Regions from separate parts of the Mus musculus genome. Here regions 2 and 3 are each linked to region 1. Evidence: chromatin contacts called from ENCODE Hi-C or POLR2A ChIA-PET data. All regions are on one chromosome and are shown on one strand. The core of a region is the stretch at or near the end of the contact, and the rest is flanking DNA. Distances in the headings are between cores, read along the strand shown.

Region 1 (3,794 bases), core at 606-3,105:
AGACACAGGGTGTATAACATGCATGCTACCCCAGTCTGCTCACAGCCAAAGAGTCCTGCTGTGATCCAAGGCCTGGGGAAGCCAAGGTAAATCACCAAACCGAGTCCTCATACTGCTCACAGGAAGCTAAGAAGGTTCTAGAATGAGCTATCATGGAGGTATCGAAGGCTGGAATGAGCCAGAGAGGGGATTTCCCTGGGTGACCAAGGGTCAAGGAGTGAGGCCTCAACTAAAACACTAAAGATGAAACAGCGTCCACTGCACTGCACATAAGGATCTCAGAGCAGAACAACCTTGGGACTCAGAGATGGCTTTTTGTGAAGACACTTGCTACTGAGTTTGAAGACCTGAGTTTGATCACTGGGACCCACATAGAGGAAGCTAACTCCTACTCATGGTCCTCTGAGAGCCACAGGGTGCTCTAGCATGTGTCAACCTAAACACAGACATACAACATAAATAAATAAAGAACAAACCTAAAAGCAGAGAGGGGCCAGAGGGCGTGGAAGCCTGGGATTTAGTAGGGCAGGATTGAAATAAATGACCTTGGACAGAGGGTAGCTCAGACTTGGAGTGAGGTGGCCAGGCCTTGGGTCTGTGGCATTTGGGACATTCAAGAGCCTGGCAGAGCTGGTCAGAGCCTAGCAGAACCCAGTCACTGTAAGGAGAGAGGCATCATGTGTCCAGTGCTTGGGTCGGTGAGGGCTTCTGAGCACACTGTCAGCATGGAAGAGAGAACTGACATGGGCTCACCCGAAGCCTCCAGGGGATCCAGTGGGGACCGGGCTGGCGCTTCCTTTGTGGGAAACAGGACTCTTTGGAGACTTTGATAAAAGCTGGGTCCCAGTCCCCACGTAAAGTTATGCTCTGGGTATAGAGTCTGGGACAGACTCCAGGAAGCCTAGCTAATCATGGAAACTGGCTGGACACAGCTGCCATTCCCTAACAGTGGCTGAGAAGAGTCCCCACTGTTATCCCAGTTGCTTTTTGGTGGTGTGTGCGTGTGTGCATGTGCTTGTGTGTGTGTTTAGTGTGCGATGGTTGATTCTGGGAATACCTGGGGGGCCTTTTGTTTTGTCACTGTTGAGAGTACTAGGATCAAATCCAGGGCTTTTCTATCCACTTGTCTTGCGTGTTTTAAAACGCGTTTATCTGGAATTTGGGAGGCTGAAGCAGGAGGATCTCTGAGAAGCCAAACTGGGGACCGGACTATTCCGGTCCCTGAGCTATGAAGAGTCAAGAGAACGGAAGACCGCTTCAAGCGCACTCTGGCTTTCATAAACCCAAGATATACCAGGTTCTGAAGGAAAGACAGAAAGAAGAAAATGTGGCCGGGAAACCAGGAGGGCTGGCGAGCTGGGCTGAAAACTCAAATGAAAATAAAGGGCAAAGTTGGAACTCCAGGGTAGGGTGGCTCCAACTCCCTCAGCTGGCCAAGCTAAGGGCTACTGTTGGGTTTACAGGACTGCATCCAAGAGACTTTTTTCCTACTTTGCCCCTGAGGCCCCTGGGCGGGGGTGGTCCAGAGAGGTAATGTGATCTGCCCAAGGTGACACGGCTAAGGAACAGCAGTCTGGACGCGACCCAGAGCTGCCAGCGCGCAGGACCCGCACTCTTCCACTTCGCTCCACGCCCCTCCCCTCCCCCGCCCCCTCGCTCTTCCGCCCCTCCCTCGCCTCCCTCCGGGGTGGCGGCCGAGCCACGTGGTGGGCCGGGAAGCGGCGGCTGCCGAGCGCCCGGGCGGCTGCCCCAGCTGGGCAGTGCTGCACCGCGCCGCGCTCGGTGCCTGCGGGGGCCGCTGCGCGCTGGCCGGCGCCGCGGGCGGGAGGTGTGCCGACGGCCGGCCGCAGACAAAGGAGGCGCGGCGGAGCCCGCGCGGACCGGGCGCACCATGCACTTGGGGTGCGGCCGGCCGGCCGCGGCTCTGGAGACCCGGCCCTAGTCGCCGGCCCCACCGCCCCGGGGCGCCATCGAGACGACGCGGCCCCGCGCGGCGCGAGGAGGAGCCATGGGCAAGTGCAGCGGCCGCTGCACGCTGGTCGCCTTCTGCTGCCTGCAGCTGGTGAGCCGCGCGGAGCGGGGTGGGGCGGCGGCGGTGCGTGGGCGCCACCCGGGGTGCGGGGTGGCCGGGCGGAGTCTGCCCCGCGCGGGCCGGCTTGTCCCTTTGTGTGCGCTCCTCGCCTCAGCCCCGCGCTCGCGCGCACGGTCCAACGCTCCCGGGTTGCACGCGTCGGTTCGCAATGGGTGCGTGGGCTCCCGCTGGGGGGCTGCGCCCCAGGACTGTGGCTCCCTTGGGGCTGGGGGTGTGTCCGAGGCTGGTCTGTGTACTCGGAGAGGTCCCTGCCCGAATGTTCCCCTCCAGATCGCTGATTCCGTGGGTACCTCATCCCTCTGGGCTCCGCCCCTGTGAGCGTTTCTCACAAAGTCTCTTTCTGCTCCTGTATTATGTCTCTGGAATGTTTTTAGATCTCTGGCCATTTCTGCTTCTTGTTTGGGTGGTGGGACCTGAGACTCTTTGAGAACCCTCGGCCGTCCTTTGTGCTGCTTTCCTGCCTCCCAGCACCCTCCTGACTGGGTGGCCAGGGATGGAGAACTACCTCCTTGAGGGGGGTGATCAGGAATTGATGTATCACGGGCCAGCCTAACCTGGCAGGCACCGGACTCACTCTGTGGTTCTCTTTAGTCTGACCACCGAGTCCTCCAGCGTCCCATGAGCCATCTGTTCTATCAGCAGCGGGTGAGGTGGGGTCAGGTAAAGAGTTCCCTGGTCCCATTGGATGAGGACACTTGAGTGTCTTGGGAAGAATCAGAGCATCTCGGGGCTCTGTGCTGGCCCCAGTTTGGGGGAAAATGAGGTCTTTAACTGGAGGGCAACAGAGTGAATCCGGAGGCTAAGAGTAGCTGAGGTCCTTGCCTATGTATTGGGAGGGTGATAGAGAAGAGACGGGGGTCTCCTGCCTCCCTTGGAACTGTGTTATGCTTCTACTCAAGACACTGTTGTGTAGGAACTGCTGATAGCATCGGGTCTGTGGAGGAGCCTGGGGCCTCATTCCTATGGGTCCCGTGGTCTGGATCTGCCTTCCGGCCAGCACCTGCTCCTCCCCACAGGTGCGCAGGGTGGTGGGAAGCTTTGAGTGAGATGTGCTGGTGGCCTCTGTCCTCTCACCTTTCCTTGAGTCACCGGCCCTGCGGCGCCTGCTGTTCACAGCATCGTCCTCTTGGGCCATGCTAGAACCTCCTCTCCTCCCACATTGGTGTGTTGGTGTTTTGCCCCTCAGAAGGCCACCTGGTCTGTCAGGCGTCATTCTCAAGGACGGCAGAGGGGCTTAATCACCACCAGGTAGGATGGAAACTCCAAAAGGGCAGAGACAGCTCATTTTGTTCCTGCTAAAACCCCAGCAGCTGGGCAGCCCTTGACACCTCATTAATATTTGTAAACTAAACGAAGAACTGGTTATTTGGCAGATCTGGGCTCACAGTAGAAATATTCTCCGTTTTCTATTTTTAGGACCATAAAAATGCCAAGAAATCTTCAAACTTTTTTTTTTTTAGAGAATTCCTTTTCTTTAATTAAAAAAAAAAAAGGTTTATTTTTAAAAATTTTGTACATCCGTGTCTGTGTGTGTGAGTGCAGGTGCCCACGGCATCCTGAAGAAGCCATCAGGCCCACTGGAGCTGGGGTTACAGGTGGCGTGTGCTTAGACTCTAACTCGGGCCCTCTGTAAGAGCAGAGCGTTCCTAACGGCTGAGCCATCTCCAGCCTCAAGGATGTCTTCCTGGTTTTGTTGGCTTGT
Region 2 (3,794 bases), core at 614-3,113, 250 kb before region 1:
TAAAGGGGTCTGCAACCCTATAGGTGGAACAACAATGTGAACTAACCAGTACCCCTGGAGCTCGTGTCTCTAGCTGCATATGTAGCAGAAGATGGCCTAGTCTGCCATCATTGGAAAGAGAGGCCCATTGGTCTTGCAAACTTTATATGCCTCAGTACAGGGGAATGCCAGGGCCAAGAAGTGGGAGTGGGTGGATAGGGGAGTGGCAGGGGGAGGATCTGGGGGGACGTTTGGGATAGCATTTGAAATGTAAATGAAGAAAATACCTAATTAAAAAAAGAAAGAAATGAACAGAAGCATATAAAAAACTAAACATACACATATATATGTATATAAATATTAATTAATTAATTAATTAATTAAAAGGTTGGGTGTTAGCAGGCTAGGCATCCTCCTGGGCCTGGAGTCAGAGACAGAATACCAGTAAGGACAGCGCTGGTATCACCTACAGTCCCCAAGTCCTTTCCAATGGCTCAGCAATGACTTTGCATCCCTAGGATAGAGGCAGGTGACCTGGTCCTTGTCAGTATCAAACATCAGGTGCCTCACTTCCTCAAAACTATTAGGAAGGGAAGGCCCCTCCCCCACACTGCCAGACCACCACCCGCTGTCTCCAAGAGGAGATGGGAACCTCGATAGGAGAGCCAGTTGGATCCCAAGTCCCACCAGGGTAAAGCCTTCAAGGTCTTGGGTAAAGGCTGGGTTAAAGGTCAGGCCAGAAGACAGGTCGGAGATTAGCACCTAGGAAGAAAGGTCCCACAGGGTCAACTGGGGTGACCCCCAAGAAAGCAAGGCTCCTAAGTATGGAGGGGTCAGAGGGCATAAAGAAAGTTCTAGAGAGAGAAGAACACAAAATGAAGAGCGGGGAGCAGGGGAGGCACCTCACACCCTGCCTTGCCCCAGGCCTGGAGCCTGCCCTCACCTACGAGCACCTCCTTCCGCTCCAGTATGCTCTTCTGAGGGAGCTGGGCGGCCGAGCTGCCCGAATCGATGGCATTGTCGTGGAGGCCAGGGCCTGGGCGGGCACCCTTGGGCAGTGTCCCCAGTGGAGGTGACGGCTTGGCCGCGGCTCCTTCCACAGCCACCACCTCATTGGCCGTGTCCGGCTGCGTGGTCTCTTCTTGAAGCTCAAAGTCCCCGCTGGGCCCCCCACTTACTGGCACCTCTGGCTCATCCTGGATGGTGGTCAGAAGGGACTCTGGAGTTGGGGTCTGCAAAAACGGTAGTATGACTTGGGGTTAGGTACGCCATACACACAAGCCTACACCAGGTGGGGCCAGCACAGTCTCTGCAAAGAAGGGGTTAGTATCCCCAATTTACAGAGCTGTAAACAAGCCCAGAGAGGTTATGTGACTTTCTCGAGGACACCCAGCTAATACATGGTAGAAGCAGAACTAAAGTCTAGACCTCTCTGATTCCAGTCTGCACTTCCAATTACTGGACCTTGTATTGCTATTCTCATCCTGACGACATCCTGTCCCCATCCTGTCCCCATGACTTCCTCTCCAGCTGCCTTAGAACAATCTTGGTCGATTCCTGTCCAGGAGCAGGGGTTTGTCTGGGGCCTGCTAGGCCTGGCTCTGTCCTCATGTATACTACACGAGTATGTCCCTTCACCTGGAGACCGGTCTGTGAGCTGATATCCCCAAACCAACCCAGTGACCATACACTTATGGCTCCCCACTGCAGAGGGGAGAGCAGCTGAGCTGAGGGACTTAAGTGAGGCCATGGGAGCTGCTGAGAGGTGGTGTACACAGCTGCTTCATGACAGAGAGGCAAGGGTGGGCCTGAGTATGGCAAGGCCAGGCCCCAAACCTTCGACACCTGCTTCTGTTTCTGCTTCTGGGCCACACCCTGCCATTGTTCCTCCTTCCCGCAAGGCTCCCTCTCTGAGGGAAGGGCCTGGGCACAAGCCTTATGGGACTGGCTGGGGCCAGAGAGGGTCTGCAGGACTCCAAAGTCCACTCCTAGGCTCTAAGGTCCCTGCGAGGTTGAAGGCCCGCTGCTTTGAGGGTCTTGATAGTCATTGTGTCCCCTTTCAGTTTGGTGCTCGAAAAATAGTTTTTCCAGCCAGGGTCTCATGTAGCCCAGGCTGACCTAGAACTGACTACATAAGGGAGGACAACTTTAAACTTCTAATCCTCCTGCCTCTACCTGGAAGGTGCTGGAATCTCAAGCATGTGCCACCACCCTGGCTTTCCTGTGCACATTCATGGTGCAAGGCACAGGCCAGGCTGCAGTCCCCTGGAGTCCCTCCACCCTCATCACGGTCTCTCCTTCAATCCCCGTGCCCTACCTAGCTTAACCCTGGCTCCAGCTCAAGGGCCCCCTAACTTCAGAAACCCCCAAGCTTCAGGGGCCCCCACCCTTAGGAGCCTAAGCTCAAGGGGCCCCAGCCAGCCAGTGTTTGAATCCTGATTCAACTACTACCCAAGGAACCTAGAAACATGGCTTCCTCTGCCTCACATGAAAAAAGAGGTGATCAGTCAGCAGAATGGGGAGGGGCGGGGCTGGAGAAGTATTCAGGGAGAATGCCCTACAATGGCTGCAGCCAGGTGTCTCCCCACAGCACCCACTTAGTCACCCTCAGGCCATGACGATGACAACCACGGAGCAGCTGGCTTGTGGACTGTTCCAGAATTCTAAGAACTAAATGGTCAGGAAAGACCATGTACAGACCACACCAGGCCTCTCTCCCTGTCTCTCTGTCTCTGCCTCTCTCTTTGAAACAGTCTTACTGCATAGCCCAGGCTGAACTGAACTTGCAGCAATCCTCCTGCCTCAGTTTCCCCAGTGATAAGATTACCAGTGTGTGTACCTTCTCTGGTCTTCCCTTCACAGGTAAAGAAATGAAGACACAGAAAGCACCAACCACCTACTAATGTCTTAAGACGAAAGAGAAAAAGGATGGCAGGTGGCTTAAATCCAGGCGGACAGCCACTTATTTACTCTTTCTTTTCTTTGTTTTCCTGAGACAGGGTCTAGCTCTGGCCATCCTGGAACTCATGCTGTAGATCAGGCTGTCCTCAAACTCATAGAGATCTGCCCGCCTCTGCCTTTAAAGTGCTGGGATTAAAATTGTGTGCTACCACACCTAGTTGGCTGACAATCTTTTAATGTTGCTCAGGACATGAATTCCCAGTTAGGCACACCCACCACTCCCCAATTGCGCCCCACAAATCCACCTAATTGGTGCCTTGGCTCAATAACAGCCTTTACTCAGCTGGCCTGGCTCTCTGACCTCCCCCAACCCCATCCAGAGGCTCCCACTCAGCACACACACTAGGCCCACCTTGCCTACTTCACCCCTGGTACCTCCTGGTCCCTGCCCAACCCATCTCTGCCCACGCTAACCCCTCACCCACTGTCCTCACCTGAGCCATCTCCGTGGGTCCAGGAGCCGTGGTCCCCAACGGCAGGGTACTCCTCTCAGCAACATCAGGCTCCTGGGTGGTGACTGGCCGAGGAAGGGCTCGTGGCCTCGAGGTAGCTGTGTTGACCAGCCTAGGTGTCGGGGCCTCTGTGTCCAAGGTAGCCACAGTAGTGGGTGGTGAGGGTGCTGCTGGGGTAGTGATCTTGGCTGTGGCAGCTGTGGTCAGGGGAAGAGGCAGCATCCCCTGTATGCCGGTGGTCCTTACGTCAGCCACGGTAGCCGTGGCAGGGGGCGCCTCGGGAGTGCTAGGGGCAGTGGTGGCTGCTGTGGCAGGTGCTGTGGCCATAGTTGGGGCCCCTGTGGTGGTGGCCGCGGTGGTAGATGTGGTGGTAGAGATGGTGGTAGCTTTCTGGCTGGACTC
Region 3 (3,794 bases), core at 921-3,420, 210 kb after region 1:
GAAGCTCTGGGAGTACAGGTACATTCTTCATTTTAGTCACCATTTTCCTGTCTCAAGTTCACCCAGCTAGCCTTTGAAAAACCTTGTATGGTACAGCTTATTACGCAAAATAGATTTTGGGGGAATGAGCAGGGTCTTAATATGTAGCCCAGGAAGGTCTTAAAATTTTCAGTCCTCCTAAGAACAAGTGTGTATCACTGTGCCAGGCTTAGCAAAGTAGATTTGATTATGATCTTGGAGAATAAACCTAGGCAATCTTACTCATTAAATAAGAACAAGTGTACTACCAATAATCCTGAAATCTCTTTAGCAGATTCCGGCAGACTTACTTATTTTTATTATCATGTACTATCTATAAGCAATGGGTTTCATTTTGATATATCCATAAATGCAAATAATGTACCAAGATCATACTCATCCAACATTTTTATTCAAAAAGTGTCACATGTTGGCTAAAGAGATGGCTCAGTGGTTAAGAGCACTTACTGCTCTTCTAAAGGACCCAAGTCCAGTTCCCAGCATCCACAATGGGCAGCTTTCAAGGGCTGTAACTTTAGGGTCAGAGGATCCAACATTCTTTTCTGGCCACTGAGTTCCCCCTCCCCACATATGAAACACACACACACACACTCACACTCACACACACACACACACTCACACACACACGCCTAAAACAGCACTCAGTAAAACAGTAGACCTTGCATTCTAGTGGAAAGTGAGAGAAAGGCACACAGAGCCACCCAGTGCTGAGTGCCATGGGAAGAAACAGTATGGGTTCCAGATTACAGGACACTCCAACTTGAAACACAGTGGTCAGGAAAGCCCCTCTGAAAACCTGGTGTCTGAGCAAAGATTTGAAAGAGCAAACAGCTGACCATGTGGGCATTTAAAAGAACATTCCAGCAAAAGCACCAAGGAAAGAAAGAACATTATAAGTCGGTGTCTTGAGCCAAGTGACATGCCAGAAAACTGGTAGATGAACAAGGTAAGGAGGGGATTATTACAGAGAATTTGATTTTTAAAAAAACGCACAATAGAAAGCCAACATAATGTTTTCAGCAGAGTATACCATGTGACTTAATATTTCCATGATTCCCCTGGCTACTGGATTAATAACCAATCCTTGGTTCAAAGACAAAAACCAGGAATACTAAATTAAGCTCTACCTGCAGTGATGTCAGATGACATAAAAACAGTTTTAACAAGAAGGTAAAAAAAAAGATCATAGTTACACAGATCTCTTCTCTTCTCTCTTTCAACAGGACTTTGCCATAATAAATAGCCTACACTGGCTTGGAGCCATGGATCTTCTGGATACAAAAAAGTTTGCCTTCCCCATTTGCAAAGTAACAGCTTCTTTCAGTCAGGTACCATGGTTAATGGAAATTTCACACGCAAAACATCCAAGATAACATCCAACGAGTGTTAATTACAATTATAAATGCAGAGAAAGAAAAAAGTTCTACCAGGTAGTAAAGCGAGCTATCATTCATTTCCATTGCCTCCCCTCTCATTCATTCGTCCACTCTGCAAACTTTCCTGAATGTTTCTTTTATGCTAAACCCCTGAAGATTTAGGATGCGGAAGCTTGGGTCTTGATTTTGAGGCCAAGGTTTTAAATGATTCAATGCCACTGAAGGGCTGAAAACAGGCGTCTACTAGGGAAACACGTATGAACCACACAGAGAACACCAGGCACCTTCACAGAAGCCTATTTTAACTTCAGGCTCACTGTCTTTCCGTTCCCTCAGAGGCGACATCATCCGTAGGAAGAGGGGCGGAGGGCCAAAGGCGGGATGACTCCCCACTTACCGCCTGCAGCAATGCCCCTGGAGTCGCCTGCTGCGGCCCCGCTCCGGGGCCGGCTCCTGCCGCTCCCAACAGCAACTCATGTCGCGGCCGCTTGACGGGAACCAGGGGTAGCTCCGGGCCCTTACGCTTCTGCTGCTCGATCATGGCGGCAGCCACTCTCCTCGGCGCCGCCACTAACCGCGCCGCCGACCGGAGGCGCCGCGCAATTGGTTCCAACTGAGTTCTTCCTCCAGAACTTCCGGAGAGGAGCAACCAATTGGCTTCTAACATTTCCTTCTGGAAAGCCCTCTGAATACACTCTTGTGATTGGTCCCATTCTGATGACGTCACGAGAAGGCGACTCTGGGATTGGGTCGCGGAGCTGGCGTTCTCCCCCGCCCCCTCGGGCGCGCAGTGCATCGTGGGTGAGAACGAGCGGAGCAGGTTTGGCGTTCCTAGCTATGAAGCGGCTGTCCTGCTAGGCGCGGACGCGGAGTGAGTGTGTGGGGAATCAGGCGGGTGGCTGTTCCAATCTGGAAGGTGCGAGGTGGTGATAGGCCTGAGCCTGCCCTTTTCAGCTATCAGCCTTAGCAGCATGGGGTGGCAGGAGGTGTCGCCGGAAAGAGAAGTCCCTTGGTAGGCTGGAGCGGAGCTTTGGCATCTCTGGCTCCAGGACTCGAACCCTCAGACGGCTATCCCTTGACAGCTGCTCTGCAGGATGCCAATTCTGCGTCTAGCTCTGTGCTGGCCCGAGTCCTGGCCTCCAGGCTTCAGTGCCGGACTTGGCTGAGGCGGCGGACTTAGTTGTCACTGATTTAGCCGTCTTTTTAAAAGGGCTTTAATTTATGTCCCCGAGACAGCCAGTGATGAGGAAAGTATCAGATGGTTCTTCCGAAGCACAGTTTAGTTGAGAAATCGAACAATCATGCTTGCGTGCCAGGTCTTCTCGAAAGTGGTCCAAATGATATTTATTGTGCAGTGCGTTTGGGGGTCATTCTGAAGAAATATGGTCCTCTACCCCAGAGTGTGGGAAACGTGTTAAACAAATTTGATGTTAAACAAAAACCATTTGATCGGAAGACTACCTAAACAAGCGATGCCTCTTGCTGTGAGTTACTAATATAAACTTGAAGGCTTTTTAAAGGAAAAGACATCTGAGCGGTTCCTATCTGATGGGACGGTTCTAATTAGGGGAAGAGAGGAAGGGAGAACGTTCTGCACAGAACAGCAGGTTCTATCAGTCGGAAAGATGAGGGAGACACAAAGAGCCGGTGTGGGGGGAGAGAGAGAGCGAGAGCGAGAGCGCTAGCTTAAAGTGAATATGGTATGGGATGAACCTGGAAGTCATGAAGATTTGCAGGAAGTTGAAGCTTTTACTTTAAAATTAATAGGAAGCCAGCGATAGTTTTCTCTCTCCTCCAGAATGTGGTGCAAAAGAGGACTTGATCCCTCAGGCTTAATGGTGTGATGAGATTGGAGAAAGATAAGAGGTTTACTGGGAGTAAATAGACCATTTCGGGAGCATGAACAGTAGTTCTGATCAGCAATGCCAGTGAGAACCAAGCTGGAGCTGTGACTGAAGACAGGTTTAACAGTATCTTGAGATAGCAGGGGAGTAAATTGGACAGAATAGATTGGATGATGCTCTTAGTCCCAACACTGGAGGCTGAGACAGGAGGTCTCAAAACCAAAAGCAACAAAACCAAAGCTAGCCTGGGCAACATTGGGATTTTCAACCCATACCAGGCTGCTAGCGTGACACATTGTTTCATCTTCTTTTTTTTTTTCCCCTAAGACAGGGTCTCAATATGTAGCTGGAGCTCCTGAAACTCACTCTATAGACCAGGCTGGCCTTGAACTCAGATCCACCTGTTTCTGCCTCCCCGGTGCATGTATGTATTTGTCCCTTAGGAATGCCCAGTGCTAGCATGTGAACTACGATTGAGTGCTAGAAACTCTAACCCCAAGTCCTTTGTAAGCGTGTCTTAGTTAGGGTTTTATTG

The links. Hi-C counts contacts between places; a loop is a spot of excess contacts on that map. ChIA-PET counts read pairs that join two places held with the same protein, here RNA polymerase II (POLR2A).
Region 2: a map of T-helper 1 cell shows a loop between it and region 1 (2.2-fold over the local background). The contact joins the enhancer-like site here to the promoter of Nkain1 in region 1. A Hi-C loop is called at or near these places in 1 of 37 maps with a recorded cell type or tissue (T-helper 1 cell).
Region 3: POLR2A ChIA-PET joins it to region 1 with 11 read pairs in embryonic stem cell. The contact joins the promoter of Zcchc17 here to the promoter of Nkain1 in region 1. POLR2A ChIA-PET finds 5 or more read pairs at or near these places in 3 of 5 experiments (Patski and embryonic stem cell).

What each region holds. Positions count from the first base shown.
Region 1 is chr4:130,572,097-130,575,890 of GRCm38, reverse strand. Nkain1 (Na+/K+ transporting ATPase interacting 1) reads left to right here and starts at 1,855. Exons shown (of 7, transcript NM_025998.4): 1 at 1,855-2,062. The coding sequence starts at 2,009.
Region 2 is chr4:130,818,785-130,822,578 of GRCm38, reverse strand. It overlaps Sdc3 (syndecan 3), which reads right to left. Exons shown (of 5, transcript NM_011520.3): 3 at 3,375-3,794; 4 at 923-1,211. Among named protein-coding and RNA genes, the nearest start is that of Gm42316, 15 kb to the left of the region's middle. Within about 2 kb of position 1,863, at least 1 of the 3 ENCODE cell types and tissues checked has a DNase peak (open chromatin) inside an H3K27ac peak, as active enhancers do.
Region 3 is chr4:130,358,368-130,362,161 of GRCm38, reverse strand. It overlaps Zcchc17 (zinc finger, CCHC domain containing 17), which reads left to right and starts at 2,170. Exons shown (of 8, transcript NM_153160.5): 1 at 2,170-2,286. It overlaps Snrnp40 (small nuclear ribonucleoprotein 40 (U5)), which reads right to left and starts at 2,030. Exons shown (of 10, transcript NM_025645.2): 1 at 1,813-2,030. The coding sequence starts at 1,956.